Linked DNA regions of Homo sapiens: all the other regions are linked to region 3. The links are chromatin loops, found by intact Hi-C in ENCODE. Cell type or tissue: heart right ventricle. All regions are shown on one strand. Links, peaks and the distances in the headings refer to the core of each region. The heading gives the core; the rest is flanking DNA. Region 1 overlaps LOC105371975 (a long non-coding RNA gene). Region 2 has its middle 140 kb from the start of LRRC30. Region 3 holds the start of LOC105371974 (a long non-coding RNA gene).

What was found. A loop is a pair of places that touch in the nucleus more often than their neighbours do. Peaks named below come from ENCODE experiments on the same cell type or tissue, not always from the same donor. Only the 100,000 strongest peaks of a DNase experiment are listed, where the experiment ranks them.
Region 1: it touches region 3 in a loop (9-fold over the local background); 3 of 110 quality-filtered maps call a loop at or near these places.
Region 2: a loop joins it to region 3, with 6 times the contacts of the local background. A loop is called at or near these places in 20 of 110 quality-filtered maps.

The regions. Positions count from the first base shown.
Region 1 is chr18:7,319,600-7,330,198 of GRCh38, forward strand. LOC105371975 (a long non-coding RNA gene) reads right to left here. Exons shown (of 3, transcript XR_935123.1): 3 at 7,850-7,981. Among named protein-coding and RNA genes, the nearest start is that of LRRC30, 94 kb to the left of the region's middle. In heart right ventricle, for the core only: no CTCF peak of the experiment used is centred there; no DNase peak of the experiment used is centred there; H3K27ac peaks cover 2,696 bases.
Region 2 is chr18:7,365,483-7,376,081 of GRCh38, forward strand. No RefSeq gene overlaps it. Among named protein-coding and RNA genes, the nearest start is that of LRRC30, 140 kb to the left of the region's middle. In heart right ventricle, for the core only: no CTCF peak of the experiment used is centred there; DNase peaks (open chromatin) are centred at 3,716, 5,109 and 5,509; H3K4me3 peaks cover 1,117 bases; H3K27ac peaks cover 5,000 bases.
Region 3 is chr18:7,268,147-7,278,745 of GRCh38, forward strand. LOC105371974 (a long non-coding RNA gene) reads left to right here and starts at 4,253. Exons shown (of 4, transcript XR_935121.4): 1 at 4,253-4,354; 2 at 8,515-8,658; 3 at 8,750-8,796; 4 at 9,377-10,599. LOC105371973 (a long non-coding RNA gene) reads right to left here and starts at 457. Exons shown (of 4, transcript XR_935118.2): 1 at 374-457. In heart right ventricle, for the core only: CTCF peaks have their summits at 4,341 (motif pointing right) and 4,703; DNase peaks (open chromatin) are centred at 4,285, 4,735 and 5,525; H3K4me3 peaks cover 1,366 bases; H3K27ac peaks cover 2,221 bases.

The DNA of each region.
Region 1 (10,599 bases), core at 2,100-7,099, 52 kb after region 3:
GCATCAATCCCAGATAGGAGCGCTAATGTGATGGGCAGGGTTTGGGAGCTGGGGTAGAAGGGTGCTGTGCTCTCTATTAGTGTCCAACTTACTCATCCTCTTTGTGCCTTGGTTTCTCCATCTATAAAGTAATGAAAATGAAAATGTCCAATTCCCAAGCCTTCTGTGAAGATAATTGAGATTACCGAGACAGAGCAATTGGTATTGTGCTCTGGGTATGGTGAACGCCCAGTGGAGGTAGGTGACAAGATTATTTTCATTATTGCCCACGTTTGCTTCAAAAACTTACCCTGGTCACTTATCTTCGTTTTAGTATTCCAAGCTCCATCGCTGTCTGTAGGTCTCCCCAACCTAATTTTTCACTTCTGCCCTAAAAGCTGACTTACATCCAGAACTACTCATGTCCAGTTGCCTTCATCCAACATTGGTAGAAATCCTATTAGGTCCCAGGCGCTGTGGTGGGTGAGGGCAAATAAAATGGGGGGGGGGCACTCCTCTTATCTCCGTGGGAGGAAACAAAGCTCTCCTGCACTCCCTCACTTTACCATAAGTCTCTGGTGGTCTCCGTTACTCAATTTTTTTTTTGTTTGAGATGGAGTCTCACTCTGTCGCCCAGGCTGGAGTGCAGTGGCACGATCTTGGCTCACTGCAACCTCCGCCTCCTGGGCTCAAGTGATTCTCAGCTTCCCGAGTAGCTGGGATTACAGGCACCGTCTGCCACCACACCCAGCTAATTTTTGTATTTTTAGTAGAGACGGGGTTTTCGGCCATGCTGGCCAGACTTGTCTCAAACTTCTGACCTCAGATGATCTCCCCACCTCGGCCTCCCAAAGTGCTGGGATTACAGGCAAGAGGCACCGCGCCCGGCCCATTCCTCATTTTTTTAATTGATATAATGGTTTAGGGATGCCACTACCCACTGTGGAGAGAGGTGGGCTGTTGATGACAACATTGATAATGGTGGAAAAGTAAGTGAATTGATGGAAGAACTATAGGAACGTAGTTGAATGGCTAGTTTATTCTGTATGTATATGCTTGTTTCTCCTCTCAAAATGGCCAAGGAATGCAACATAGGAGTTCTGGTACGGAAGTCTAATTTGTGATTTAACTGGGGTTTACAAAGAAGCAACAGTTCTTAGAGGCAGCTCGATGGCAAGTCTAGGCGGTGGCCTGAGTCTTACCATCAATCTGCTGAAGGACAGGGATGGACAACCTACAGCGCCTTCGTCTGTGCTCCCAAACAGCCCTCAGCACACTGCCGTAACCATCTGTGTGTTCGTCTCCCTGATAAACCTCCAAGCTCCATGAATGCTGAGGCATTGTCCTATTGCCTATAATGTGTCCAGTTCCTGTTAAACTGAACTTATGAGGACAAAGAGGTTGATCACCCCATACATTTCAAGAAAACACTCTCTGCTCACATGAAAGGACAAGGGAAATATCACTTTCCAACAAAGAGTCCAGGAGAAAATAGAAGTATTTATTTCTTAGAACTCCTCAAGTGTAGAATATGGGATTTGCTACTCATGCAAGCAGGCAGCAAAAAGTAACATCAAACTCAGGGCCTCTAGGGTGAAATGTGTACCTCCAAGATACACAGTATGATCATTAGCGTGAGGGCAGAAAATATTAGGACTTTCCATTTAGTTTAAAGTCATCCTTCAAACATTTGTGATTTATGTATGCTTTATGATTTGTATAACATATTAGCATTTATATACGTATACATCTAAATATGTAGAATTTTTTTTTTTTGATGGAATCCCGCTCTGTCGCCCAGGCTGGAGCACAGTGGTGTGATCTCGGCTCACTGCAAGCTCCGCTTCCCTGGTTCACACCATTCTCCTGCCTCAGCCTCCCGAGTAGCTGGGACTACAGGCACCGGCCACCACGCCTAGCTAATTTTTTTGTATTTGTTTTTAGTAGAGACGGGGTTTCACCATGTTAGTCAGGATGGTCTCAATCTCCTGACCTCGTGATCCCCTCACCTCAGTCTCCCAAAGTGCTGGGATTACAGGCGTGAGCCACCGCTCCTGGCCGAATGTATTTTTATATATTGAGGATGCTTAACATTTTTTATTGATTACGTATACAATACAAATGTTTGGAACATTGATTCCATTGAACATATTGATCTGAATATTTATTATATAACATCTGAAATGTATATAACTCCTTATGAGTTTTAATAAATATTTAAATATGTATGTGATGTCAGTTGTGATTTACCAAATGTCTTCCTTGTCTCAGGGCAATTTCCACTTCCTAAGATGGGTAAAAATGAGTTTCACAGGTGAACAGGTAGATGAATAAATGGGAGAATGGATGGGTGGGTGGATGGATGGATGGATGGGTGGATGGGTAGATGGTTGGGTAGATGGATGGATGGAAGAATTGAGTGGATGGGATAATGGATAGGAGGATGGGTAGATGGATGATGGATGGACAGTTGGATGAATGGATGGGTGGGAGGATGGAGAGATGGATGGATGGATGGATAGTTGGATGAATGGATGGGTGGCAGGATGGATAGGAGGTTGGATGGGGCATGGATGGATGGATGGATGGATGGATAGATGGCTGGATAGATGGTCAGATGAACAGTATTCACTTATACTTATTTTAACCTGGGATTCAGACAAAGGTGTCAGGGACTCTGAGAACTCCCTGAAATTGCACACAACATATCCCAAGGAGGATCATGCCATTGCAGGGCAATTGGAACAGAAAAGTCCCCTGCTGCAGATTTTTATATGGGAAAGAAGGGAAAGGTTGTGACAGTAGAAGCAATATGAACATGATTCTGGAATTGAGTTTTCTCCTTGTCATAGATTCAATTAAATCCTGAAGCAGGGGTTGTAATTTTTAATACCAATGAGCAATACTGATAACCATGCTATTTAGCTTTGAAAACCATATCAGAAGATGAGGGCTTTCAATTTATTTATGTATTTGGTGTAACAAATAAAGTCTAGGTCCTAGCAGAGTTCCTCACTCAAAATAGGTTATTGAAAAATATTTGTCCCATTGAATTCTTTCGCCTTCCCCAAACTTAAGGAGCACTTGAAGATGGAACACTTACAGCACGAGAGTGATTTTCATTCTTTGACACCAGTGTGGGTCGAGGGACCAGGAATCTTCCACTCTGTCCAGAATGTCTTGTCTTCCTCCCTGTTAAAATTTCAGCAGCAAAAAAAACCCAAACCAAAACAAAACACACACCATGATAAAGCCATCATGATGATGAACAGTGGCCTTAATTGGTATTAAAGGATATTTATGTCTGTATGACTAAGTTAAAACCCCTAATTGATTGGAGACACTTGAGTAATAGAATCCATGGAGTCCCATTAGTATTGCATTGACATATTAGCATATCTTCTCCATGATGGCAAACGGATACGGTTGGGAGCTTCACACTGTAGCACATCTGACCTTACATTTATGTTATCTAAAGCAACAAACCCAGCTGCCTACTTCGTGGTCTGAATTACAGATTTTCCATTTAGCCGGACACCATGAATCTGCTGCTACAATTATGTCTACAATTACAACCCCCTTGAGTGCGTAACTAACCTGCACAGAGTGCATATGGCATTCTAATGCAGTTGTTTACTTTATACTCTGGCCTTTCCTTTGAGTAAAAGTGCATCGGCAGCCCCAGCTCCCTCTCCCCTGGAAGGTGCTGCACGTTGTTACTTGGTAGAGCTGTCAACTAGACAGATGCCGGCAGTACTCTCAGGAGCTGACTTCCTCCTGCTGTTCTGTTCATTGCTGCCTTTCTCTCTTCAAAGGAGATCTCCTTTTCATCAGAGCTTTCCAGTCTAGGAAATAATGAACTCAATTCTCCCCTCTGTTCAGGGAATGCACATTCCCAGGGCAGAGTAGTGGGGAGCTTTTTAAATTTAGTTAAGTATCAGCTGAGTCCAGCACTGCACTGGGCACTAAAACCCCCTCCCCAGCTCTGTGTTCTGGGTAAACAGAAATGTGACAGGTCCAAGGTTTTCTCCCAGAATGCCCCCAGCTGATGTGCTCTGGTCCACATCCTATGTCCAGGATCCAACTCCGATGCTCTTCTTTTTCCTTGCTTTTTATAAAAAACAAAAATGTGATGATATTATACATGGCATTTTCTGACCTGCTTTTAGAAAATGTCAAACATTTTAACTGCAATAGTGATTCACTCTTATTTGGAAAATTTACACATTACCTAAGTATATAAAGTTAAGTCTTCGCAGGAAGAGCTACTATTTCCAGATCTCTTTCAATGCATATACAAACACAAGCATATACATAAAAATATGCACCTAAAATCGAAATGAGATTTTGATATAAATCTTTTCCTAAATATTACTATTTATTTGTGGCTAGCACATTTGGATAGTCTCAGCATCAACAAATTACATTTATATTATTACAGCCACCTAAATGCATGGATCAGATGCAGGCTTTTTTATTTAATTTATCCCTTATTGTTAGATATTTTGAATACTTCCTGTATTTCATGATTATAAACAACCAGAGGATTAGCATTTTTTTAGCTGCATCTCCTTTCCCTTTTTCCTTTTATTATGAAAAATTCTGAACATCCACAAAATAAAGAGAATAGTGTAATGAATCCTCACAGCTCCATTATCTAGCTTCAAAGTCATCAACATTTTGTCAATCTTGTTTCATCTAAGTCCCTTCCCCAGCACACACACACACACACACACACACACACACACACACCTTTTTTTTTCCCCTGGAGTATTTGAAAGGAAATCTGACATAAGACACAGGAAGAGAAGTATAAGAAAAGGCCAGCAGATAAGGCCTACTCCCTTCCTCTCCTTGTCTAACATGACTCCCTCCTAGGGATGCTGTGTGGGGGTGAGTTAAGCCCTCTCTTCCTGCTTTTCCTATGAACTTGGAGTGCCAGGCACATTAAATCTACTTTAAGAGGTGCCAGTAGCAGGAAGTTTAGAATCAGAAAGATGTATGTTGTGCCCTTGGTTTTCTCACTAGCTTCCAAATTTTATCAAGTTACTTAGACATTCCAAGCTTGAGTTGGAATCGTCATCACCAGCTCATGGCTGCACTGAGGAGTGCGTGAGTTCTTGCAGTGGTCACAGCTCTAAGCAGCTCGAGCAGAGGCGTTTTGCACCTGAGCTCAGCAGCCAAGGCCTTGACCCTGAGGAAACTGGCTTGGCTCACAGCAGCACTGCACGTGTGTCCTGATTTGTCACCAAACCACAAAATACATGCCCTATTGCATGTCTCTGTAGCCAAACCATACCAGACAGCATGAATTATGGCATCATGAATCCAAGCAAACATGAAGAAATTAACTATGAATGAATCCAAAGGCAGATTGTCTAACCAAGCTACTGTTGGTTAAATTGAGTCACCCATGACCAATATCCTTGCATTTCCTTGGAGCGCTGGATTAGGAAGCCCCACGGGGTTCTCACTCCTGCTGTGGATCCTGTGACTCTAGGCAAGTCAGTTACATCTCTGGGTCACTGTCCTCATCTGTAGAATGAAGACAGTATATTCCACCATCGCCAGGGGCATTCCAAAGAGGGGTGCACCTTTAGACCTTGAAAACACCTGACGTCTGAGTCAGCCTGAACTCAATCATGCAATTGAATGTGCACATGTGCCTGCATTTTTGGCTGTGTGGTTGAAAGAGCCCAGACTTTGCAGCCAGCAGACCCGCCTCCAGGACTCAGCTGTATTATCCACTAGCTCTGTGACTCAGGGAAAGTCGTGCCCTCCCTAAGTTTCTACTTCCTCAGCTAGAATGTAGACATTCATTTGCTCATTCATGCTTCTAATTTTATTCAGCGCCTACTATGTACTGTACCATTCTAGTGCCCACAGTCTAGTGAGGATGTGATTGGAGGTGGAGGAGAAGTAAACAAAAATAAATTGTAAAATGAGCAGTAAGTTAGATGGAGATTGATGCTAAGGCAAAAATAAAGTAGGTGGGGGAGTTGGGGAGCATCAAAGGAGCTGTGGGGGAGGGGCAGTGTTGCAGTACTAGAGAGACATCCAGGTAAACCTCACTGAACAGGTGACGTCTGAGTAAAATCCTGAAATGAGATGAGGGAGCCAGCCAAGAAGATACCAAAGGAAAAGTGTACTAGGCTGAGGGAACAGAAGGTGCAAGGATCCTGAGGCAGGAGCATGCCCAGAATGTCCGAGGACCCACAGGGTGGCCACTGTGCCAGGGACAGAGGAAGGGAGGGCACTGGCCATGCGGGTTCTTGAAGCCCACTGTCAGGACACTGGCTGTTATTCATCCTATGTCTGGAAGCCTTTGCAGGGTTTTGAGCGGAAGTGTGATGTGCTCTACCCCAGCATTTTTCAAAGCATGATCGGGTGACTCCTGGAGCCCCCGACACTTTTTCAGAGATCCCCATGAGGTCAAAATTATTTTCATAGTAATATAAGACATGATTTTCCCTTTTTGTTCTCATTCTCTCTTAATTACACAGTTGAGTTTTCTAGAGGCTACACGACATATATTGCAACAGATTCAAAGTAGAAAATGGAGAATTCATCTATTAATCCAGACATTAAAGAAACTTACAAAATGTGCTCTCCAAAAATATATACTGCTACTTTTCTCAGTTTTTTTTTTTGTTTTGGAAAATAGTGTTTTTTTGTTTTTTTTTGTTTTTTTTTTTCTTTTTGAGACAGAGTCTCGCTCTGTCGCCCAGGCTGGAGTGCAGTGGCACGATCTTGGCTCACTGTAAGCTCCGCCTCCTGGGTTCAAGCGATTCTCCTGCCTCAGCCTCCTGAGAGGCTGGGATTACAGGTGCCTGCCATCATGCCTGGCTAATTTTTTGTATTTGTAGTAGAGACGGGTTTTCACCGTGTTAGCCAGGATGGTCTCGAATTCCTGACCTTGTGATCCACCCGCCTTGGCCTGCCAAAGTGCTGGGATTACAAGCGTGAGCCACCACTCCCAGCTGAGTTATTTTTTATAAATTTGTTTTACTTATGTTAACATGCAATAGGTTTATTATTATTATTTAAAATGAATTATTTTTTAAACTTCAGCTTTAATTTCTTACACTTGATCTTAGCCAAAAGGCCAAGAAGCGATTAGCTTTAATTTCTAATACAGCAATATCAATAAATATAATCCACATAGGCAAGAGCTTTTAGGGGTCTCCAGTCGCTCACTTCTAAGGGAAGAAAGTATTCTGAGACCAAATGTGTGAGGACCACAGGTCTAATGCGAGTTTGAACCTCCATTCAAACCCACCTCTTGCATTGAGATGAGAGGGGGCAATGTCAATGGCGGGATGGTGGGCTCACCAGGATGGTGGCAGTGCAGAAAGTGAGAAGTGTTCAGATTTTGGATAAATTTTGAAGGTAAAACTGATAGAAATTGCCAATGGATCTCATGTATTAATAGATTACGGGAGAGAGTCAAGAATTGCTCATTGGTGTTTGGCTTGATCAATCAGCAGGATAGAATTGCAATTCACTCAGGTGACAAAGTAGAGAGGCGGGTTTGAAGTGGTGGGGTAGGTGGGTGGGGGAGAGCAGGAGCTCTGCTTGAGACATTTTCTTTTCTTTTTTCTCTCTCTCTCTCTTTTTTTTTTTTTTTTTTTTTTTTGGAGACGAGTCTCGCTCAGTCACCCAGGCTGGAGTGCAGTGGCAGGATCTCGGCTCACTGCAAGCCCCGCCTCCTGGGTTCACGCCATTCCCCTGCCTCAGCCTCCCCGAGTAGCTGGGACTACAGGCGCCCGCCGCCACACCTGGCTAATTTTTTTGTATTTTTAGTAGAGACGGGTGTTTCACCGTGTTAGTCAGGATGGTCTCGATCTCCTGACCTTGTGATCCGGCCGTCTCGGCCTCCAGAAGTGTTGGGATTACAGGCGTAAGCCACCGCACCCGGCGAAGCATTTTCATTTCAGATGTCTGTAGGCATCCAGATGGAGATTCCAAGCAGGTAGATGTGTACTGAAGTCTGAAGTCCAGGCTGGAGACATAAATTTGGGGTGTTACCAGTAAGTAGGAGCATTTGAAGTCAAAAAACTAGCTGAGCTCTCCAAGAGACAGCAAGAGCACATCCAAAGACTCTGCCATATGCAGAGGTGGGAGAAAAAGGGAAATGGCCGGGAGACCGAGGCAGAATGGGAGGAAGAGAAGAGACTGTGGGATTCTGGATTCCAAGTGGAGAGAGAGTGTCAGGAAGAAGGGAGTGATGTTTGAGACTGGGCAGTGGGTGCTGACTCTGGGGCTTAGCAACTGCAGATTCCTGGTGCCTTTGCTCACAAAGCTGACCAGGCAAGTTGATGAAAGAACAGAGAAGGCAATACTAAGCAACCCTGCTGAGGGGTTTCTCCCTCCCTGAGGAGGGAGAGAAAGCAAGTGGTAGTGGAGGAAAGACAAAGTCCATAGAGGGTTTTTTCCCCCTTTGATATGGAAGAAAATAAATTTTGTTTACTCTTCTGATGTGGAAAAAACAATAAAAAGACTGACAAGACAGGAAAGAGTGAATTTACTTCCAGGAGAATTAATTGCATGAAAGAATTCTTTTTTTTTTTTTTTTTTTTTTTTTGAGATGGAGTCTCGCTCTGTCACCCAGGTTGGAGTGCAGTGGCACGATCTCGGCTCACTGCAAGCTCCGCCTCCCAGGTTCAAGTGATTCTCCTGCCTCAGTCTCCTAAGTAGCTGGGCACTCACCACCACACCTGGCTAATTTTTGTATTTTTGGTAGAGACGACGTTTCACCATGTTGGCCAGGCTGGTCTTGAACTCCTGATCTCAAGTGATCCACCCGCCTCGGCCTCCCAAAGTGCTGGGATTACAGGCGTTAACCACCACCACGCCCATCCATTTGCATGAAGGAATTCTTAAGGACGAGAAGAGATGGGTCTGATGAGGATGGGTCTAGTCTTGCTGGGAACCTGGGCAGTTCCTCCAGATACCAGGAGAGAGACAAGGAACACAGGCACAGGCAGATGGAGCTTGTGTGAGCTCTGTTCTCACCGCTTCTATTTTCCCAGTGAAATTGGAAGCAAGCTCATCACTGTGAGGAAGGATAGGGTAGGAGGTGTGGAGGGTTAAAGAAAGATAGTTATCTTGGTAATTATAAGACCATATGAGGTAGGCTCTTCAGTGCTGGATAAATGCTCGATGCTGTTTATTCTTAAATATAGGTGTGGGAAGGCAGTGCTATTTTTCACTGTCTTACTGTGTCCCCAGTATAAAGGGAATGATTGTTCTCTATAGGTCAAATACATACATTTAGTAACATTCGGCTTCATATTGACACACCTTCCCAGATTTCTCATTGTAATCCACAGGTCTGTAGAGATGTGGAAGAGATGCTGCTTTATAATATGTATTTCAATGTAGTTTTGATGACTGATGATGAGAAATGGATTTTTTAAGTTCCATACCTATGACCTGTATTTATCCATCCAAAAGCCCGGTGGAATGAGATCCATGAAGGGCCCCTGTGCAGTATCATATGGCTTATGGAGCCCTGCCTGGAAACTGCTGCTTTGTATGTATCCCCAGAGCAGTGGTACCTGCAGACAGAGGAGTGCCAAGAGAGGAGGGCAGGAGGATATTAAGCCATGTGTTCTCTTTCCAGGCAATTTCTCCACTGGGCCCCAGGGCCTTCCTCCACCCAGGCAGCTAGCAATGATTCATCACTGTCTTAGGGGGAAGTTATCCTCGCAGAACCAGAGAACAAAGACAGTAGATTCTTGGCTTTTAAGCTCAAGATCCTTTCCTTTCCCCCTCCCTCCTCCAAGCTTGCAAAGAGGGAAGGTAAGGAGGCGAAGATGAAACAAGAGAAGTAGACACTGGCTGCCTCCCCTCTAGCTATATGGGAGGTGGTGACAAGAAGCCCAGCTCCCTCCTGACTGATGTCACAACACTGTGCAAATGGCCCAGGACTCAAGGAGAAACCCTGAAATGAATTGGTCAAATCCAATCCTGAAGATGACCAAGTCTATCCATTATATGGATTGTATTTCTGCCATCAGGAAGCTTAAAGTAGAGATTCATTGGGCTGCAGAAAAATCAAGAAATTGATATTTCTGCGGGCCTGCGTGGCTTCTTAGTTCCACTTGCAAAAGGGAAAGATTCATTGAAGAAATAACATATTAAGTCGCTACACCTTCGTATTAATGAGCTTATCACAGTGGTTCTCAAATGGGAGATTTTGCTCCCAGGGACAACGGGCAATGTCCGGAGACATTTTTTATTGTCGCAGCTGTGGAAGGAGGGTTGCTACTGGCACCTGGTGGGTGGAGGCCAGGGAGGTTGCTGAACATCTTATGATGTTCAAATAAAAGAAAAAGAATGTTTCAGCCCCAAGTGTCCATAGTTCCTAAGTTGAGAAATCCTCGATTTCTGTCCCGAATCAAAAGATAGGTTCAGCATAAAAGGATCAAGTTCCTCAAGGAGCAAGGAGGAAGAATATAAAATGAACTGAAAGAGAAAATCATTTCTAACCTATTCTACATTTTGGAATACCAGTAGTTCCAGCAGAGTAACTTATTACTTCTAACAAGAGAAAAAAGGAACTTCACAGCTATTGCATTTCCTAGAGTCTGCAAAACAAGTACTCAAAACAGTAGC
Region 2 (10,599 bases), core at 2,631-7,630, 98 kb after region 3:
AGGATGTCTAGCTGGCTTCACCTGTCAAAGACATGCTGGATATGTTCTGTCTGAGACTTCAATCACATGTGTCTAAATTCAAAACCTTTTTTAGTTCCAATATTCCATGCTTTAGTTGGAAGAGGACTCTCCTTTTAGCTTAATAGGTGCTGGACATTGTGGTAGGTGCTTTATACAGTGAAATAGATATTGCTAACCCCCAAAAAAACTCCTTCCCAAGAGGCATAGTCAATCTTTGAACGTTAGCCTGAATTCAGAGTTTGATTTTAACTATTTTGTACTACTATCTGCTCTTCTATTGTCCTGATTTTACACCCTTTAGAGGGTTGATGAAAACTACCCAGACTGGGGGGGTTACCTCCTTCTACAAAATGACCCCCGTCTCCACAGGACAGGAGGTGTCAGCATCCAGGATAAAGCAAGATGCTGAGAGGGAGGGAAGGAATGAAAGGATGAATGAAATAGACAAGCAACCCAGAAGTGCTTGAATCCACATTTATTATACTTTTGCTAGAGTAGAACTTAAGAATAATGAAGCATGCCTCTCATCAGGTTTATTGTGGAATAAGTAATTTAGTAAACACAAAATAAAGCTGCTGAAAGATGACTTTAAAGCTGTTTGTTTCATGGAGCATAAAGGGTGATTTCGGTGCAAGCATTAAAACAATTATTCTGAAGCAATTATAGATGTAAGTGACCTCAGAGAGACTCTAAGTTGGCAATGGACCTTGCCCCAGAAGCTTGAGGTGGGGAAGGGGCACAGGCTATTCTTTATTTCAACAATGGCTCTTTTGCCCGTTACATAGTAGAGGAGAAAGAAATGATTCCAGGGCTACTTCTCACAACTGTGGCTGTATTTACATGCTTGCAATTGTGGGTGCTATTAAAGCGGACAATAGAGTGATACTACGCAGTTGCAGTGTGTGGGAAAGAGCTCTATGTTGACTTCCTTTGCAGGAAGGATACTGAGTAAAAGATCTAATGATTCTAACCTCTACCAAGTATTGCCTCCATCTCCCCGCCAGCCCTGGACAAAGTGCTTCCCAGGCTTCATTTCATGCAAGCCTCACAACCACCCTCTACAGTGGTTTCATTTTCCTAAGTGCTTTCATTTTCCCTATCCTACAGGTGAGACACGGTAAGGAGCTCACCTAAAGGCTCCTAGTTAATAAGTGGCAGAGCCAGGATTTGAACCAACACCGTTTGGCTCCTGAGCCTGCACACAGAACCACAGCACTGCCCACCTGGAACTGTGCACCGACAGCCTGAGCTGCACAGACTCTAAGCTGCTGCCCCCTCTGGCTTATCCCAGCAGGCTGTCTGCCGCCAAGCTTAGCCTCCATGTGTCATTTGTATCCCCATGGGAAGATCAGGGTAGCCACCAACAGGGTAGTTCCTGGCAGCAACTCAAGAAAGGTACAGGAGCTAACAGGCTGTGGCGACCAGCAGGCCCCATCCCATGCCCCTCGGCCCCTGTTCCAGCTGCTGCTGTGGATGGCACGACTTGCCATGCTGCCAGTGGTGCCACTCCAAGTGCCCTCTGCATCTTTTACTCCTTTTAGCCCCAGGTCTTTCTTCAACGCCCCCAGAGCTCACTCAGCCAAACAAGACAACCCTGAAGTGGGGAGAGAGAAGGAGAGGGAGCCATCCATCAGAAAGGGTTGGGAGTCAGTGACTAGAAAGAAATAGAAGGAAACCCAGAGGCATATCTATAATTTCCTTAGCGGGACCCCAGTGGAGACTGAGCCCCAGTTAGCCACGGGTCAGGCAGTTCAGCAACACCTGGCCACCATGTGAATTTCGCCATCCCCCCTTTCTCTCCCGACTTCTTTCTCTTGCTTCCTGGAGTTACCTAACAAATAAACTACCCGTGCACAAGCTCTTGTTTCCTGTGGAGGAAACCAAACTCAGGTCTGCAGGCACTCCCAGGCAATAGCAGTACTGGCAGAAATAACCAAGTCACTAGAACGGGCTCCGAGCGGCTCCCTGAGTGCCTGCCTCCACTCAGACACCTCGTTGTCCTTGCTTGCCCCTCTGCTAGATGGCGGTCGGGTTCTCTGAAAGTAGAAGCTACTTTGGAGTTTGGAGGACAGGATGGGCTTTGCAGATGGGCACCTGTTTTCAAAAGGAGAGGACAAAGCAGGATTGGGTAGAAAAAGTCCAAATGCAACTCAGGCCCTACCAAGCCAGCAGGGGGGGTCTGGAGCACAAATCACCCTCAGTGTTATCCTGGGTGGGGCCAAAATGGCCAAATGGCTGGGCCTTTATACCCTCTCCTTGCTGGGTAACTGACTGCAAGTTGCCCAGGAAGGGTGAGACCCTGGTAAGATGGCTCTCTGCAAGCTCTTTCCTGAGGGGACCTGGGAGGTGCAGCTGTGTCTGGTGCACTGTAAGACAATGCTGTTTGCTGGTGGACACGTCTGTGCCCTGCTCTCCCGCTGAGGGCGGAGACCTGATGTTTTGTCTTCAACAACTGGAACATCCCCTAGCATGAGTGGACAGCCAATAGGGGTCAAATGATTTAATAGCTAGTATTAACTATGGAAAAGCCCGGCCAGGCGCGGTGGCTCACGCCTGTAATCCCAGCACTTTGGGAGGCTGAGGCGGGTAGATCATGAGGTCAGGAGTTCAAGATCAGCCTGGCCAAGATAGTGAAACCATGTCTCTAGTAAAAATACAAAAAATTAGCCGGGCATGATGGTGGGCACCTGTAATCCCAGCTACTCGGGAGGCTGAGGCAGAGAATTGCTTGAACCCAGGAGGCGGAGGTTGCAGTGAGCCGGGATTGCGCCACTGCACTCCAGCCTGGGTGACAGTCTCAAAAAAAAAGAATAATAATAATAATGGAAAAGCTCCCAAAACAAGCTTCATTTTACAGGAAGAAAATATTGGAGCCCAGAGGGATTAAGGAACCCGCCTGAGGTCACACAGCTAGGAAGGGCAATGCAGCATCTAAAGCACTTCTTTGACCCCCAAGTCCTTAATCCTTCCTCTGCTCTTAGAAACCTGAACCAACAGTATTAAACATTTTCTCATTTTGATTCTCTGCTGGATACCTGCAGCCTGCCAGATTTCCAGCCATATTAAAAATAATAATGAAAAAAAATATCCAGACCCATTAATCAGCTCTGTTCCCCAGGGCTTGGAAGGACACAGTTTCAATGCTCTGCACCCAGTCAGGAGGGAGGAGGCTGAGCTGTCACCATGCAACTTTCAAGAACTGTGGTGACTGGAGGGAGCCAATCACCATAGTTCTTGAAAGTTGATCCCAAGCTCTGGTTTTAAAAAAGACTGTTTAGACCAAGTTCACATGCTTATGCCTCTGGGTTGATGAAATGATCAGCCCATACCATTTCTAAGCAACTCTCCCAACTCTGGGGAGTCACATTCAAAGGCAGGAAGGTCCTTTGGAACAAAACTATAGTAGAGCTGGGGACACCCAAGGAACAAAAAGGGTTACATATTTATCTACCTGCAGTGCTCCATTGTGGGTTCCAAGAGGTCTGCTCTTTTTCTTGCCAAGACCAGAGGGATGTGCCATGTTACCTTGACCATTTAGAGATGGAAACCACACTGTGATTAGAGACCTGGTCTATCACAGATTCTATCCAGCCCCAACCCCAAACACTGACAGATCAAGCCACCAGCTGCCATTCCAGGGGAATCAGATGACGAGTTCCTAAGTTTGGCCATCTGCAGGATGTAAGAAGAATAGAAGGAAGCTGGGCTTTGGCAGCCTGTGTTTATAATTAGCAGTGTAATGGTTTTCAGGGTGCTCGCTGAACGGAGCGTGCGTATTCCTGCTGCACCGCTGTATTGTGATCAGGGCGCCTGATTATTACAGATGTGTGTATGGAGCCAAGCACCCATTCCTATGAGGAAAGCTAAATAGGTGCCCTATTTAGGTCATGCCCATCAGGCTCAGTGGAGTTACCATGATGGGCAGGCAGAAAAGCCCGTAAGTCCAAGGCATGCAGGGGCCTGGGCGTGTTTACAGCACTCACATCGTAGGTCCCTTATTATTAATGTTTACTCTGTGCCACTGTTTGGACCCCATTTCCCTGAAATATTTCTAAATCAATGAAAAAAAAAAGTTAGAGCACAGCTGGGTTCTTTGACCTCCCTGGAAAGCAACTCCCAGAAAAGACTTCACCCTCTCCCATTCCAGTGTGCAGGAGCCATTCCAGCGGACAGGACCGTACACGCAGGTGCTGAGGAAGATGCGACTATCAACAAGGCCGCTACCCTCAAAGTGAGGAGGGTCCCCCGCTGCAGCAAGCCATGGCTCCTTATCTGCCTGGCTGATCCTGTGCCCCTTCTCACGTGTGTGGTTTCTCAGATGGATTGTGCAGACAGTGGGGGGGTAGGGGTTCCACCGGAGGAGCACAGTGGCTACTGAGAACACCTTTTCAGGAAGCATCCATCTAGGTGTGGGGACAGAGGGCATGAGGGCCGCAGGCAAACACAGGCTTGCACACAAATGCAGGTTGCCTTCTTCTTTTATCTGCAAGACACAAGGAAATGATCAGGAAGGTCAGAGGGCTCTGGGGGCTCAGGATACTGAGGATGGGCAAGAAACAAAAGGACGATGCTGAAAGGAACTCACTATTTAAGACCCATCCACTTTCCCTCCCCGGCCAGGTGTCTGACTCGCTCCAGACTCACAACCTGAGGACCTGGCCCCAGTCCACACTCTGCCCTGAGCTGCTCTCCTCCCTCTCCTCTTCCCCTGTCACAGCTTCCCCCACCATCCCTTCCTCCCTGGCCTTATTAATGACATGTAAATATCACTCTGATGACTTTGCTGGTATAATCGGTTACCAGCATATTCTGCAAAGGATTCAATTAAAATGGAACCAGAGATCAGAGAGGCCTGGGAAGATGGGGGGCTATTGCCAAATTCTTCTGACTGGGGGAAAGCAGCACTCCCCACCTGTGCCACCCAGAAATGGTGGCCGGCCTGGTGACAGCAGCCAGGGCAGCTTAAGCAGGACACAGCAACCACCCTCAGAAACCCCCCGGGGCTGCTGCTGGTGGGAGAGTGTCCTGAGAAGAGCAGGAAAGTCATCTGCTTTCAGGAGAAGACGTCATTTTTTCCCAGCTGCTGATGGGAGGGGGCGGGGTAGGGACTCATAAAGGCAGGCACAGCCAGATATGGCCAGCGTTTTGAACAAACATCTTATGCCTTGTTTAAATCAGAGACAGTGCAGATAAAGATGTATTTCGTCCAACTCTTTGCTCAGGCTTTAGCCCTAATTCTATCGCAAACAATGTTCATTGTTTAATGTCTTTATATTCAGAAGTTGTTCCCATGCATATCTGCAAGGGAAGAAGCAGAATGCTGATAGCATTTGTGAGCCGTGCTGGCCCGGCAGGTTTCGGGAAGAAGAATGAGATCAACGCTGGAGTGGGAGGGCCCCACTCAGGGACCGGATTCTGTGCAGAGGCCAGACCTCAAATGACATGGACAGCTCCACGCTGCCTGCTCCTAGGTCCCACAGAGCAGAGACGGAGCAGCTAGGACCACAGAGGCCTTTTCCGGAGCCAAGTCCTGGCAAGGAGGCCAGGTGGAGGAAGAGGAAGGGGCGCGGCTTCCTGTCTGTGTATGACTCCTCCAAAGTAGGGCCCTGGCCTGGGCAGGAAAAAGATGGCCTTCTCTGATACGAATGCTATTTAATTGTTGGAAACAATAGATCAGGGTCTTGGTAAAGGCATTATTTGAACTCAAATGTTTTGCCGAGTTATGAAAAAGGTGATTATGTGATCTTGATCTGATTAGGGTGGAACGGAGCTAAATGATGGATGAAGCAATTGCTTTTTTGAAATACCAAAATTACAGCAAGGTTGGGCTTAATCTTTGCAGCTATTCACTGAGATTTCTGAAACAGTTCAGGGTAGAGTGCAAATAGTATATTAAGAAGAAAAGAATAAAATATATTTGCAGTGGAACCTTATTGCTACCTATCCCAGATGGGGTGCACTTAGGAGGCCCTTGGGCAGCTGGCCCGGGTGTGAGAGAGAGAAGCATGGCCCGTGGGTGAAGCGCAGAGTAGAGCAATGGAGGCGAATGTGGAAGACAGAATGTGACGCTGGATGTGGCCCAGGAATCAGGCCTCTCCTTAAGTCTCCAGACGAGGAAACAGAGCTAAAGCATCTTGCTGCAAGGCCGTCGATATATTGATGGCACCACCAGTCGCAGGCCCAGTTCTTCTAACTCCTAGTACAGGGATCACAGAGAATTGGGCCGAGCACCGGGGGCTCCTGGAGGGGGCTCCATTCCCAGGGTGGTGCCAGGTGGGTGAGGCCTAGCTTGGAGAGAGAGAGAGAAAGACAGAAACTGAATTGGTGATGAAATTCAAAAGGTTAGATTGGTGATAAAAGAAGATCAAATGCAAGAATGCAGGGAGGAAGGAAGGAAGGAAGATAGGTGAGGTCAGAGAGAGTGCAGGGCTAGAAGACATGTGCTGGCAGCATGAGGGTTCAGGATGGGTCCCTAGGGTGACAGTCACAGGTCCTAGATGCTCTCCCACCAGGGTATGGCCACAGTGATGCCACTGTACCCCTTAGAAATTTGAAAGTAAGGCTGGGTGTGGTGGCTCATGCCTGTAATCCCAGCACTTTGGGAGGCTGAGGTGGGTAGATCACCTGAGGTCAGGAGTTTGAGACCAGCCTGGACAACATGGTGAAACCCCATCTCTACTAAGAATACAAAAATTAGCCAGGCGAGGTGGTGCACTCCTATATTCCCAGCTACTAGGGAGGCTGAGGCAGGAGAATTGCTTGAACCTGGGAGGTGGAGGTTGCAGTGAGCCAAGATCGTGCCCCTGCACTCCAGCCTGGGTGACAGAATGTGAGACTCTGTATCAAAAAAAAAAAAAAGAAAGAAATTCTAAAGTGGAACACCCTCACTTAACTTCCTTTAAAAGTCTTTTAGGAATATGAAGGAAATCCAGTTATTAAAGTAGAAAAAACTGAATTAACATGCCTTAGTATACATGGCACACCTCTTTGCAGGGCACCTGCAGGCCTCAGGAACTCATCTGCATATCTCTGAGGTGGATAAAGGTTAGGAAGGGCTGGAGAGGGCCCCTCTTTCCCCAGGAAAAAAGGTTTGGCCAACAGAAACCAGCTGAATATGTGTGTGTGCACTACGAACACTCCTGATGGGTAAGTGCTGGTTGAGATAGGTGTGTGACATCAATCTCTAGCAATTACAGAACTCTAAGGTGGGAGTTCCCAGGCTCACAACCTACGGGTCCAGGCCAGAAAGTAATAAGTACAATAAAGGACTATTGCATAATGGAGTCTGTTTGGATTATCAATTGCTGCATGACAAACTATGCCCATTCTTAAAGACTGCAAACAGCAGTTTATTATGATGGCTCATGTTTCGTGGGTTGACTGGACTCAAATGGGACCTCACCCTAGAAGTTCCAGAGTGTTACTTTCACAACTCATTGATCAAGCAAGTCACTAATGTCAGCACAGATTCAAGTGTCTTTGTTTTCTACTCTACATTCTTGTACCTGGTCTTCTTACTTTTATCTGCCCTATTGAATTCAAACACCAATTCAGTTTCTCTCTCTTTCTTTCTCTCTCTCTCTCTTTCCTCCTCCACAAACTTGCCCTTACCCACCAGGCACCACCCTAGGAATGGCATCAGCTTCCAGGACCCCCTATTGCTCAGCCTACTGTCTTGTGAGCACTGTGCTGGGAATAAGAGGACTTGGGCCTGTACCTGTTGGCCTCTGAGCAAGACACCTTGCCTCTGTTTCCTACCTGTGAGCCCACTTTGCCTCTGTTTCCTGCCTGTCACTGAGGGGCAGTTGGTCACATCACCGCAGAGCATGTGGAGTGAGAGGCATCTTTGGAAAGACAGTCTACCATGGTGCCTTAAATTGTATTCTTTCCAAATGAATCTACTTTGCTTTGCATATTAATTGCATAGATACAGCCTTTAAAAATCATAACTATACTGTCTCCATTTTATTTCAAAATATGCAACTTTTCCAGGTCTATTTTTTATTTTCCTGTTTTTGATAGAGACATAGTACAATAAATATTCCACTTCCCTTTTTACACATCTATGAGAAAAGTGACAAAGCAAACGTGATGACAAATGGCAGCTGATGTACAGGGAGGTTCCAGGACACGCAAGGGACTGCGGTGCAATGGAGTGTGTGCACCCGTCTAACAGAGGCGGCTGCCTCTCACTGCAACTGATTATTGTCACGTGAGAAAGACTGTTGATTATATGGCCTACAATTTACTTTAAAACACTTCAGCATATTCAGTGTGATACATATGTGGATATAATTTAATTTTAATCTACTCCCTAGATGCAGTTAACATTTGAAGTACTCTTCAAATTAGAAATCCATACTCCAGGGATGGTTAGTCATCATTTGAAAGACCCTAATCAGAAGTCTGCATTCCAGATGCAAACACTTCAAACATTGCTATCTGAATCTGCTATAAATGGTTCATCAATAATCCTAAGAAGGGAGGCTATACTCCTGGTGCCTCTGGTTAACACCTGCCATGCACAGTAGGTGTACCCACCTTGTCTTCAGGTGAGTGCTACCGCTTAATCACTGCAACTACAGCTTCCCATCAGCCCCATTGTAATCAGGAGACCATTGCGATAGCCAAATCTTCTACAGTCATACCTGGCCTACCACAGAGAGAAACCACAGAGTTTCTACGAATTCAGGTTGTATTAGTCCATTTTCACACTGCTGATAAAGACATACCCAAGACTGGGTAATTTACAAAGAAAAAGAGGTTAAATGAACTCATAGTTCCACGTGGCTGGGGAGGCTTCGCAATCATGGTGGAAGGTGAAAGGCACGTCTTACATGGCAGCAGACAAGAGAGAAATGAGAACCAAGCAAAAGGGGTTTCCCCTATAAAACTATCAGACCTCGTGAGACTTAGTCACTACCACAAGAACAGTATGGGGGAAACCGCCCCCATGATTCAATTAACTCCCACTGGGTCCCTCCCACAACACATGGGAATTATGGAAGCTACAATTCTAGATGAGATTTGGGTGGAGACACAGCCAAACCATAGTACAGGTGCTCCCCTCATTAATGTATTTCTCAATGCCTTAGTAAAGAAAGGGTCTACAGGGCTCGGCATAGTGGCTCACACCTGTAATTCCAGCACTTTGGGAGGCTGAGGTGGGTGGATCACCTGAAGTCAGGAGTTCAAGACCAGCCTGGCAAACATGGTGAAACCCCATTTCTACTAAAAATACAAAAATTAGCCAGGTGTGGTGGTATACCTAGAATCACAGCTACTTGGGAGGCCGAGGCAGGAGAATTGCTTGAACCCTGGAGGCGGAGATTGCAGTGAGCCACGATTGCATCCCTGCACTCCTGCACTCCAGCCTGGGTGACAGAGTGAGACTCTGTCTCAAAACAACAACAACAACAGAAAGGGTCTACAGGACCTTCTCGTGGTAGTTGTGGGGTGAGGGGTGTGCAGGTCACACACTAAAAATCCAGTTCCAAATTCCTGTCTCCTTAAATCCTTGGATTCTCTTCTCTACATTGTGCCAGGGAAACTCAGGCATCTCAGCATCATTAAATGTAGGCCACTGTGGAGTCCCAGTTTTAGTCAAGCAAACAAGTAAACGGTTAGAGCCACCTCCAATGGCACGAGCTCACATACAAAATCCAGAATCTTTGGTAAACGCTGATCCATTAATTTGGCCCATCTACTGCTTTCTCCCTCCATCCCCAGGTTGGCATCCCTAGAAACTGCTCCCACAAATGCTTCTCAGGTTTCTAAGTATATACATTAGCAAAGGCTTGTAATCCTTTTAGTGTGCAACTTATTTCTTTCTGGGCCGTAAGGTATACCTGTACCCCTGAGATTGAGCCTAGTTATGAGGCTAGGAGGAGCACGGGGTGGTTATGGAGGGTCGTGAAGATAATAGTCACCTGCTTTCAAAGTATCTGCCCCAGGTGAGGTTATCAGAGAGTTTTCAAGCAAACAAGCCTAGGTTCCTGAGACACTGGAGGGCAAGCCAATTCTACTAGTAATTGAGACTCGGATGTTAGTTTCATCTGACAATCCATCCAACCAGATGTTCCCATTCTGTTTCAGGAGCCTATTTCCCCCCAGTCCATGCCCTGGCTTCTACATAAGAAACTTGGAAAGATTGTGAGTTCAACTGTTGTAATTGAGCAACCAACACAAATTAAATTTTGTGTTTAATTTTCAGCAATGTGAGCACTATGGCAAAAAGAAATATAAGATTCTTCTAGGGCTGGCAGGGAGGCTTTCCAGTTTTTCGCCCACGGCTTGGGCTAAAGGTTAAATGACCTGGGCTTGTCATTTTCTTTCTGTACGTGCTAAAATGCATTCAAAAGAATCCATCCCACACCATAGGTCTTATAGTAATTATTATTACCAGAATGGACAAGTGCAGCAGACCCTTGGGCTCCCAAAGTACATGCCTAAATTGATGCTTCATCTAAATTTCCCACAGGTAATGGCTAGATTAATTGTGATACACACCATGGCTTACTAGTGTCCTATTTTCTGTTCTTGGCATTGGGCTCAAACCAAAGCGCACCACCAAACCAA
Region 3 (10,599 bases), core at 1,958-6,957:
CCGGGACCTGACCTGTTTCAAATTAATGATATTTCTGCAGTTTATATATCTTAATGTGAAATGACTGCAATGACTACAAAGGAAAAGATGGTTGCCCAAGGGATGTGTTTAATAATGTGAGACACATAATTTGGTAGGAAATGAATGAATTAGGAAGATATATACGGCTTACAAAATGTTTCATTTTTATAAATGTGTTATGCATAACAATTAAAGTACCTACTAAATTTTAATAATTGTTTTGCATAAATCAGAAACATCTGGGTTTATACGAAATAAAAAAGTTACCCAGTATAAAAAAACTAAAATATGTATTGACATAGATTTGTTCAATCATCATTCCGGCATCAACGAATAATTATTGAACACTTACCTTATTTCCCATCACTGAGGACTCAGCACAAAATGACACAAAGTCTCTTCTCTCATGGACCTTGTGTTCTCCCAGGAGAGAAAGAAAACCAATAAGGAAGAAATGCATAATAGTGGTGTGTTACATTATTTTGCTTTGTAAACAATCATATATTACTTCAGATAGTATTTACTGCTATGGGGAGAAATAAATCAGGGTGAATGGTATAGTTAGTAATATGGGATGGAGAGATTGCAGAAGGAGGCAGTTTTTGACAATGTACCCAGAGGAGGAAAGACCACATCTTAGCCACTCTTTCTCCCCCATGTTGCTGATGAGGAGCACAAAGTCAGGTACCGTAGGCTCTCCATATAATTTTGCTAAGTCAAAATGTTATCATTGTTACAAAAATATCTATTATGACTGACATGCTTTGATATTCTTAAATTTTTTTGAGATTTTACCTTAAGATATATTTCTCTTGCCCAGAAAGCCTTCAATTATTATTGAAGTGAAAATGTTATATCCACAAAGGAACTAATTTGATTTGATTTTCCCCCTCTTGCAATGAGCTGTAGGCACACTTGAAGAGGAATGCTGGTCAATTGATATCCTTGCTGACAGTGAGTCACCAAATGTCACATTTGGCAATGTGGATGTTCAATTTTAGAATATTAGAACACAAGAAAATAGACTTGACACTAAAATTTCACTGAATGTAATCCAATCATTGATGATTCAGAAGCACCTTAAGCTCCTGTGGTGTCTTGCTGTGAATATCACTTGATTCTGCTTATGTGTCAATCAATAGAGACTCACGAATTTTATGGTAGATAGAGAGAGATGGCATGAGTACATGTGGGCTATATGTATATATATATATATATTTAATTGGTGGTATATATATATATATATATATATATATAATTTAATTGGTGGTAGGACAGCAGGTAAATCACATACCTACCAGAAAGTTGTTGCATTCATCCATTTTGTGTTGCTATAAAGGAATACCCAAGGATGGGTAATTTATAAAGAAAAGAGGTTTATTTGGCTCACAGTTCTTTCTGCAGACTGTACAAGAAATGTGGTACCAGCTTCTGATTCTGGTGAGGCCTCAGGAAGCTTTTACTCATGGCAGAAGATGGGAGTGGGCGTGTCACATAGTGAGAGAGGGAGCAAGACAGAGAGAGGGGAGGGAGGTTCCAGTATCCCTTTAACAACCAGCTGTCACGCGAGCTAATAGAGTGAGAACTCACTCATCACCACGGGGATGGCAACCAGCCATTCACTGGGGATCTGCCCCCCATGAGCCAAACACCTCCAACAAGACCCACCTCCAACATTAGAGATAACATTTCAACATGAGATCTGGAGAAGAAAAATGTCCAAACAATGTCAATACTGAATAAGTTCCAATGAAATAAATATAAAGCAGTAAAAAGTTGAAAAGAAAACTTAACAGAGAATGATCCTATACTTTGGAGACCATGGTATTATGTTATCCTGGAGATTCTATGTATTATTGGTTTGTAAGCAAGACTGTGGCTTTCACAGACCCCTCCTCACACTCTCCCAGGCCAGGCAGCAGAAGAGCTGAGTTGGCAGGAAAGCAAAGTCATGTTCTAGCGTCCCACGGCATGTATCTGAGATCAGCCATGGTGATCACGTCATGGCCAGGAGGACTCTGTCAAGCGCCGCTCCAGCCTTTTGTGTTTCCTTTGGCCTTTGGAATAAATCCCCACCCCCGATTCCTTTTCAGGTTTTCATCTCTAGCTCACCCAGGCCAGACAGTCCTCACACACATGCACCACTCCAAAACTTGTTTCAGGAAGTCATTTAATTGCAAACACTTTGCTCTTTGGAGTTACACAAATGAGTCTATGTTTTTTTCTGTTCTGTGGCATATTTGCATTTTAATCCTCATTTAATTTTGTCTAGAAGTACTACATTTTTTATTGGGGGTTTCGGAAACTGACTGGGAAATGTGTCTCACCTCCCCTCAGGGAGGGGGCTAACAAGCACTATTTATTATCACCATCATCATCATCCTCATCATCACCAGTAGTTTCAAAGCTCTTACATGGGACCATCCTTTCCAATACCCTAAAATGGCAACTACAAACTGTCAACCACTGCCCTCATTCATAAGATTCATGGTCACTATCCACAATATCAAAGACATGGAATCAAGCCAGATGGTCATTCACAATGGATAGGATTAAAAAAAATGTGGAATGTGTACATGTACACTGTGGAATACTATATAGCCATAAAGAGAACAAAATCATGTCCTTTGTAGCAACATGGATGCAGCTGGAGGCCATTATCCTGAGCAAATTAATGCAGAAACGTAAGCAAATACCACATGTTCTCACTTATAAGTGGGAGCCAAGGCCAGGCGCGGTGGCTCATGCCTGCAATCCCAGCATTTTGGGAGGCCGAGGCAGGTGGGTCACTTGAGGTCAGGAGTTCGAGATCAGACTGGCCAACACAATGAAACCCCATCTCTACTAAAAATACAGACATTAACTGGGCGTGGTGGTGGGCGCATGTAGTCCCAACTACTCAGGAGGCTGAGGCAGGATAATCGCTTAAAATCGGGAGGTAGAGGTTGCAGTGAGTGGAGTCCATTGCACTCCAGCTTGGGTGACAGAGTGACACTCAGTCTCAAAAAAAAAAAAATAATAAGTGGGAGCCAAACATTGAGTACTCACGGACATAAAGAAGGGAACAGTCAACACTGGGGACTGCAAGAGTGGGGAGGGACAGAAGGGCGTAATGACTGAAAAACTACCTAATGGGCACTGTGCTCAGTCCCTGGGTAATGGGATCATTCATACTCCAAACCTCAGCATCACACAATATACCCCGGTAACAAACCTGCACTTGTACCCCTTGCGTATAAAATAAAGGTTGAAATTATTTTGAAAAATAAGGCTCACTATGGCTTTCTCACAAAGAATATTCGAAGGCTTCCTTCTGGCTCTACCACACTATGGTTCCCTGGCACAGGTTCTTTAATCTACTTATTGTATCTAATCCAAAGCCATAATCACTTATTTCCACTCATGAACTGTGCCGTTTCAGTTTCATCTGCCAAGAGTTTTGTCAGAAAGCAGGGATACTCCAGATGTTCCACGGAGGCACTTTTTTTTTCTTTTTTTTCCGGAGTCTTGCTCTGTTGCCCTGGCTGGAGTGCAGTGGTGCGATCTCGGCTCACTGCAGCCTCTGCCTCCCGGGTTCCAGCGATTCTCCTGCCTCAGCCTCCTGGGTAGCTGGGATTACAGGCGCCTGCCACGACGCTGGCTAATTTTTTGTATTTTTAGTAGAGACGGGGTTTCACCATTTTAGCCAGGATGGTCTCGATCTCCTGACCTCGTGATCCACACGTCTCGGCCTCCCAAAGTGCTGGGATTATAGGCGTGAGCCACCGCGCCTGGCCTTTTTTTTTTTTTTTTTCTTTCAGAGTCTTGCTCTGTCGCCCTGGCTGGAGTGCAGTGGTGCGATCTTGGCTCACTGCAGCCTCTGCCTCCCGGATTCCAGTGATTCTCCTGCCTCAGCCTCCTGGGTAGCTGGGATTACAGGCGCACCCCACGATGCCGGCTAATTTTTGTATTTTTAGTAGAGTCAGTGTTTCACCATGTTGGCCAGGCTGGTCTCCCACTCCTGATCTCAGGTGATCCGCCCGCCTGGGCCTCCCAAAGTGCTGGGATTACAGGCGTGAGCCACCGGGCCCGGCCTCACAGAGGCACTTTTACAGAGGAGTGCCTGGTGCTGGACAGGTAACAAGTCCACATACTCTGGGCAGCGCCAAACACCCTGTGGAAACTACATGGCCACGGCAGTCACGCCTAGAATCCTTTGTGCGGTGTTCACATAGAATGCTTTGGCCCCCATTGTGCCACTCAGGGCACCTGCCTTGAAATACCCGCGACGCTCGGATCGGAGTCTGACGATGGTCAGCAGGTGGCACTCTCGTTTTAGGATTCCAGCCCCTAAGTAAGTAACAAGGGAAAATTTCAGGCCCATATAAAAATTTATTTATATATTTTTTTCTCTGCCAAGCCAGAAATGTACTCCATTTTCTTTAATCAGGTTCATTTACTTCCTACTGTGGGACTTCAATTGGGTAATAGTCAACCAGACTTCTCCCCCTGGCTACTTTCTTTCCTAGAGCAGGGTATTTACGTTTGAGATTTGCCGGAGTTTGGGAGCTGTATGTGAAGGCCTGGCAGAAACAACAGAAACGCTGTGTTTTACACGCAGAGCTCGACTGGCCCTCCCCGTTAGCTCCAAGTGGCCTCGTGCAGACACAAGGGCGCATCTGGCCGGGGCTATGTTTACCCTGGGGTGCCCAGACTGTGTCTGCTGCCCTGTCTGAGACCAGCAGAGCCCACAGGAGGGAGCCCCAAAGCTGGATGAAAGTCGCGGCAACAAGGCGAGGGAGGCTGAGTCTGAGGCTGAGGGCTCTAAGCTGCGCCTTGGTTTCCTCCTGCGAGGTGCAAAGGGCATGGACAGCTACAGACAGCAGTGGGAGCACTGGCTCACTCACTCCTTCACTCACTCATTCATTCAGCAAATACTCATGCAAAGCCTCCACTATTCCAAAAACTCCATTTTGTTTATGGTATCAGCCAGCGTTCAGCCAGGGAACAGAAGCCACACCAGTTATCTGAAGAGAGACAATGTAATAATAAAGAATTGTAAACCATGCATTCGGTTGAAGCTGGGGAACTAAAAAAACAAAAGGATAATGGTGGATGCCAGGGAGGAGGTAACAGCAGGGAGCGGCTGCCACCCCTGAGGCTGGAGACACCAGGACCTAAAAGCTCAGGGGCCCGCAGAGCTGCTCAGCTGCTGCCGGTCTCCGGGTGTGTGTGATGAGGTTGGTTCTGTGAGTGTTAGGAACACTGCAAACTGGATTCAGCTGCTGCTATGGTGAGGGACTGACACGGCTGGGAGGGAGTGTGAACACTCAAGAATGGGGAATGGACAGGAAAATCAAGTCCCTCCTTGCTCCCCTCCTTACCAGTTCCTTCTAGCACCTTCCACTGGCACAGCCTGACAGGAAGCTGGAGGCACAGCAAGGATGTGGCTCACAGTTCAACCCCACCCTCAGAGGGCAGAGCGCGGACGGGATTTGGAGCCCTGAGACAATAGTTGAGTCCCTGGCACACTCACAGAACCGCATTCTCACCCCCCTGGGCTGTGACCCAGCCTAGCAGTGGCGGGAGAGGGAGCGAGTGGGACTGGAGTATTGGTCCTCAGCACATGGCTCCCAGCCTAGACGGGAGAAGGGAGTCGGTTGACTCATTTCCTTTTATTGCTCAAATGTGACATAAAATTTCACTAAAGGTCACACCATAGCACAGCTTATTTCCTCTCTTTTGCCAGAAGTTCCTTATAAAATTTCCTCACTCTATCTTGTCACAGCCCCCGCACCCATGACATCTTCATGGTCTCTTAGTATGGTTTTACTTTTCATACAAATCGGATCCAAGGGGAGGGAAGCATGTCAAAATGCCACTGTGGGTCTTTTGTTGCATGAAAATGTACATGTTGCGTTGAATTAATGCACTTTTAAACTAGACCTAGCTACTATGCTTTTCAACAGCTTTCATCATGATGGTAACATCTTCCTTGTTAAATCTAATCAATTTCATAGGTATTGGCATTTCCATTCTTTGATAGGATGTTTACTTATGCATTTTTTTCTTTTCTTTTTCTTTCTTTTTTTTGAGACAGTCTTTCTCTGTCACCTAGGCTGGAGTGCAGTGGCATGATCTTGGCTCACTGCAGCCTCCGCCTCCTGGGTGCCTCAGCCTCCCGAGTAGCTGGGATTACAGGCCTGTGCCACCATCCCCAACTAATTTTTGTATTTTTAGTAGAGACGGAGTTTCGCCATGTTTGCCAGGCTGGTCTTGAACTCCTGACTTCAGGTGATCCACCCACCTCAGCCTCCCAAAGTGCTGGGATTACAGGCGTGAGCCACCGAGGCTGGCCTGCATTTTTTCTTTATTTTTTTGAGATGGAATCTCACTCTGTTGCCCACGGTGGAGTGCAATGGCACAATCTCGGCTCACTGCAACCTCCGCCTCCTGGGTTCAAGCGATTCCCCTGCCTCAGCCTGGGATTACAGGTGCCCGCCACCACGCCCAGCTAATTTTTGTATTTTTAGTAGAGACAGGGTTTCCTAGCTAATTTTTGTATATTTAGTTGAGACAGGGTTTCACCATGTTGGCCAGGCTGGTCTCGAACTCCTGACCTCAGGTGATCCAACTGCCTTGACCTCCCAAGTTGCTAGGATTACAAGCGTAAGCCACCACACCTGGCCTGCATTTTTTCTAAATTTGGGGAAAGTAGAGGTAGAAGGGATTGGGAAGGTTGAGGTCCAAAGGAGAAAAAACGGAAGTGAACGGGAAATTATTTTGAAGACTACGTGGCCACTGCCTTTTATCTAAGAAATGCATTGGACAACAAGCAACAATGGGCAAGACCAACCTGAAGCCTACAGTGGCTGAGAGAGACAGGAAGGTGGGTGGTTGGTGAAGGAAAGATACCAGACCAGAATTTTTTTTTTTTGAGACAGAGTCTCCCTCTGTCTTCCAGGCTGGAGTGCAGTGGCACCATCTTGGCTCACTGCAAGCTCCGCCTTCCAGGTTCACACCACTCTCCTGCCTCAGCCTCCCAAGTAGCTGGGACTACAGGTGCCCGCCACCACGCCCAGCTAATTTTTTGTATTTTTAGTAGAGACAGGGTTTCACCGTGGTGTCGATCTCCTGACCTCGTGATCCTCCCACCTCGGCCTCCCAAAGTGCTGAGATTACAGGCGTGAGCCACCGTGCCTGGCCACCAGACCAGAAATATTTAAGATGAAGGTTATGTCTGGTTTATCTTTGGCAATATATTGCCTTCTGCTTTTTCTTATGCTTCACAGCCCAGAAGCTTGAAAACGACATTTCCCCTTCTCCCTTGCTACAGGTGCTTTGCATACATCTTTAATCCTATCAATGAGATAAACTCACTTGATATTTGGAAAGTGGAAGCGTGACAGAAGCCCTGTTTTGTCTCTTTCTCTGGAAGTTATGGTCATGCTCTCGCCAGACAGGAGTTATTCAGCAGCCTCAGCCTCGACATCTTGTTTATGTCATGTCTACAGAGGGTCTGTGAACTCTGTAGCAATTGTCTCTAGTTTCATCCACTCTAGGCAACATCAACTCTTAACTCTAACAGCAAACCTGAATGTCATGGTGGCCCCTAGATTGTTGCTCCTTTAGACTTCCAATAGTGTGATAAGCACCCAGGCCCCTCCATGAAATCCCTTCCTGCTTGACCTAACTAGAATGGTCTTTGTTTTCCTGAGCAAACCCATATTCATTCTGAGGATGGGAGGAAATATAGACAAAAAGGCATACCCCACCATAAAGTCACTTTATTCAACAGGGTTAGTCTTATTTTACCACATTTACTAGGTAGACAAGTTTTAAGAAGCTCAGGAGACCATATTCTATACATTTCTTGATGACCAAAGTTAGATTTAGATAAATATTGAGAGATGAGAGATGCAGAGACCTCTTTGCCCTGCCAGAGTTTAAAATATCCTTATAGTGTCTTTAGTATACAAGGGACAGCTGAGGTGAAAATGAGGAGAAAATGGCTTTTTTTTTTTTTGCCAATATGATCCAGGCAATGCAAATAAGAAACAAGTGGAGGGTTCCCTCTTTCATTGCAGATGACAATAACTGAGAGTCACTTTTCATGTAGTAGATCTGGCTCAAGACTTTTATGAAATGTGAAATTTAATATTCATTCCTGAAATGAGGATTCATCTCTTTAAAAGCTGTTCACTATTTCACTCCAGATGTAAGTACCCACATGGGATGGATTGAGGTGGCCACATCAATTCTGTCTTCCCAGGGGTTCCTGATAATGTAGGGAAAGAATTTAGTCCCTGAGACTTTAAATTGTTTTGAAGAGTGCTTGCCACAGATATGCTTTTTCTCTCTGCTCTATTTCCCCCTCTTTATCTTTTTAAAAAAGTTTTAATCTGTTTTAAAGATGCATTATCTTGTGAGTTTGTAAATATAAAAGTTTTATACATTGGAGAGAGTTAAACAAATGCTTTATTATAGTGTCTCATTTATGATTTCTTGCATAAGTTCTTTCAGAGTAAATACTGAAAAGTCAAAGGACCTGTCAAGATCATCGGCCATGACAGTGGCTGGATGGAGGCCACCTCATCCATCTGGTCCTGGCATTTCTGAGAAAGGACCATGCTGAACCATGCAGAGCAAATTTGCAAGGTTATAATTCTTTGATTTGGGTAAAGTGTCTGGTGTTGGAGCTGAGAGGCATCAATGGATAATACTTTTTATGCTATTTGCTCTTCTTTAGTGCTATCTCATGGACTGCCTCATTGGTTGTCACAATAATACTGTGAGGTAGGTAGAACAAGTATCAGCATCCCCCGTTTGACCTCATGGGAAGCAGACACAATTTTTTTTTGTGTGTGTGATGGAGTCTCACTCTGTCACCCAGGCTGGAGTGCAGTAGCATGATCTCGGCTCACTGCAACCTCCATATCCCTGGTTCAAGCAATTCCCCTGCCTCAGCCCCCTGACTAGCTGGGATTACAGGCACCTGCCACCACACCTGGCTACCTTTTTTGCATCTTTTGTAGAGACGGGGTTTCACCATGTTGGTCAGGCTGGTCTCGAACTCCTGACCTCGTGATCCACCCACCTTGGCCTCCCAAAGTGCTGGGATTACAGGCGTGAGCCACTGCTCCCGGCCGCAGACACACTTTTCTCTACAGTGTGAGAGAGAGGTGCCCTGTTTGGCCAAAACCAGGAGTAGCACAGAGTCTGCCCTGCACTTTTGGTGTCACCCTAATAATCCTTGGGAAAATTACAGAGTAAGACAAAAAGAAGAACCTTCAAGAAAAGTAGGAATCAAACACTGCGAGCTATTCTAATTCTAAAGGGTCAAGAGAATAATAGCTTTATCCTGTCACCTAAACAGTTGGGATTCCATTTGAGAACCAACTCTAGTCAGCCTTCAGGCTGGTCCATGATCAAGGACCTACAAGACGAAGTGACAGCCCAGTGACTCTACAAGTTCACCTGTCCCTCATCTCCACAGCCCTGCAGCATCAATGGGCATGCTGTGAATGCTGGAGGACTGACCAGCATGCCCCGATTGTTCTCTATTACTTGGAGTGTTAAGTCTTATCTCCTTGGCTAGATTGAAAGAATCGGGAATAGAAGCTATATGCTAGAAAGCCATGCACAGCCAGCCACTGTGGCTGTCCTACCTGGTAGCCCAGCTCACATGAGACTGACCCAGGACACCACGGGACCACTCCAGACCCCCTGTTAACCTTTCCTGGCACATCCAAGCAAAGGGCTGATACTCACTGCAAGGTGGTGCCCCACCTTTCCACAGCCCATCACCACCACCACCCTCTTCTCCAGAATCTAGCTCTTTAGGCTAATATGGAAATGAAGAAAAGAGGATTTGTCCACGCATGTGACTGAGGAGATAGTTGGAGAGATGGTCTTAGGGAAAGGTGGGTACAGTGAGGCAAATGTCACCGTTTTCTCTCTCTCTCTCTCTCTCCCAGTCTATCTTTGCTTATCTTCGTAAATTGGCTTCTTTCCCTCACCCTAATCCAAACAGATTAGATCTATTTGTCATGGGGTACTGCTAAAACCAGGCTTATGTCCTGTCAAGAGTAGCAACCCCAGAGGAAAGAGCCGCTCACTCCTGCTTCAGTATAGAGAATTCCCAGGGCCAATTCTCATTGGCCCAGCTTGGGTGACATTTCCCTACTTTGACCTGTCATCAGGTGTGAGGCTGGTGTTAGGATTTTGCAGGGCGGTTAGTCGGGTGTTCAGGAATATGATTGGAATCCCCACCACAAACCCAGAATCAACAGGAGCTGGGGCAAATCAACAGGAGCTGGGGCAAATCAGCAGGAACTGGGGCAAGGCAGTCTTCCAAAGGAAGGGACTATTGATGATGCAGACACCAACTGTCTACCATGATGGTTTGTTCTGAAGAGTAACATATGATTTGTGCAGCAGAATTCCTCATAATAATGAAGAAAACAATGAGAGATCATGAATGTTTGACCCCATATATACACACACGTCTGCACAACTACCTACTGGCAAATTCTCCTGGGGTGAGCAGTGGAATTCAGTTCAGAAGTGATCTTTTTTGGCAGAAACAAGTCAGGAGGA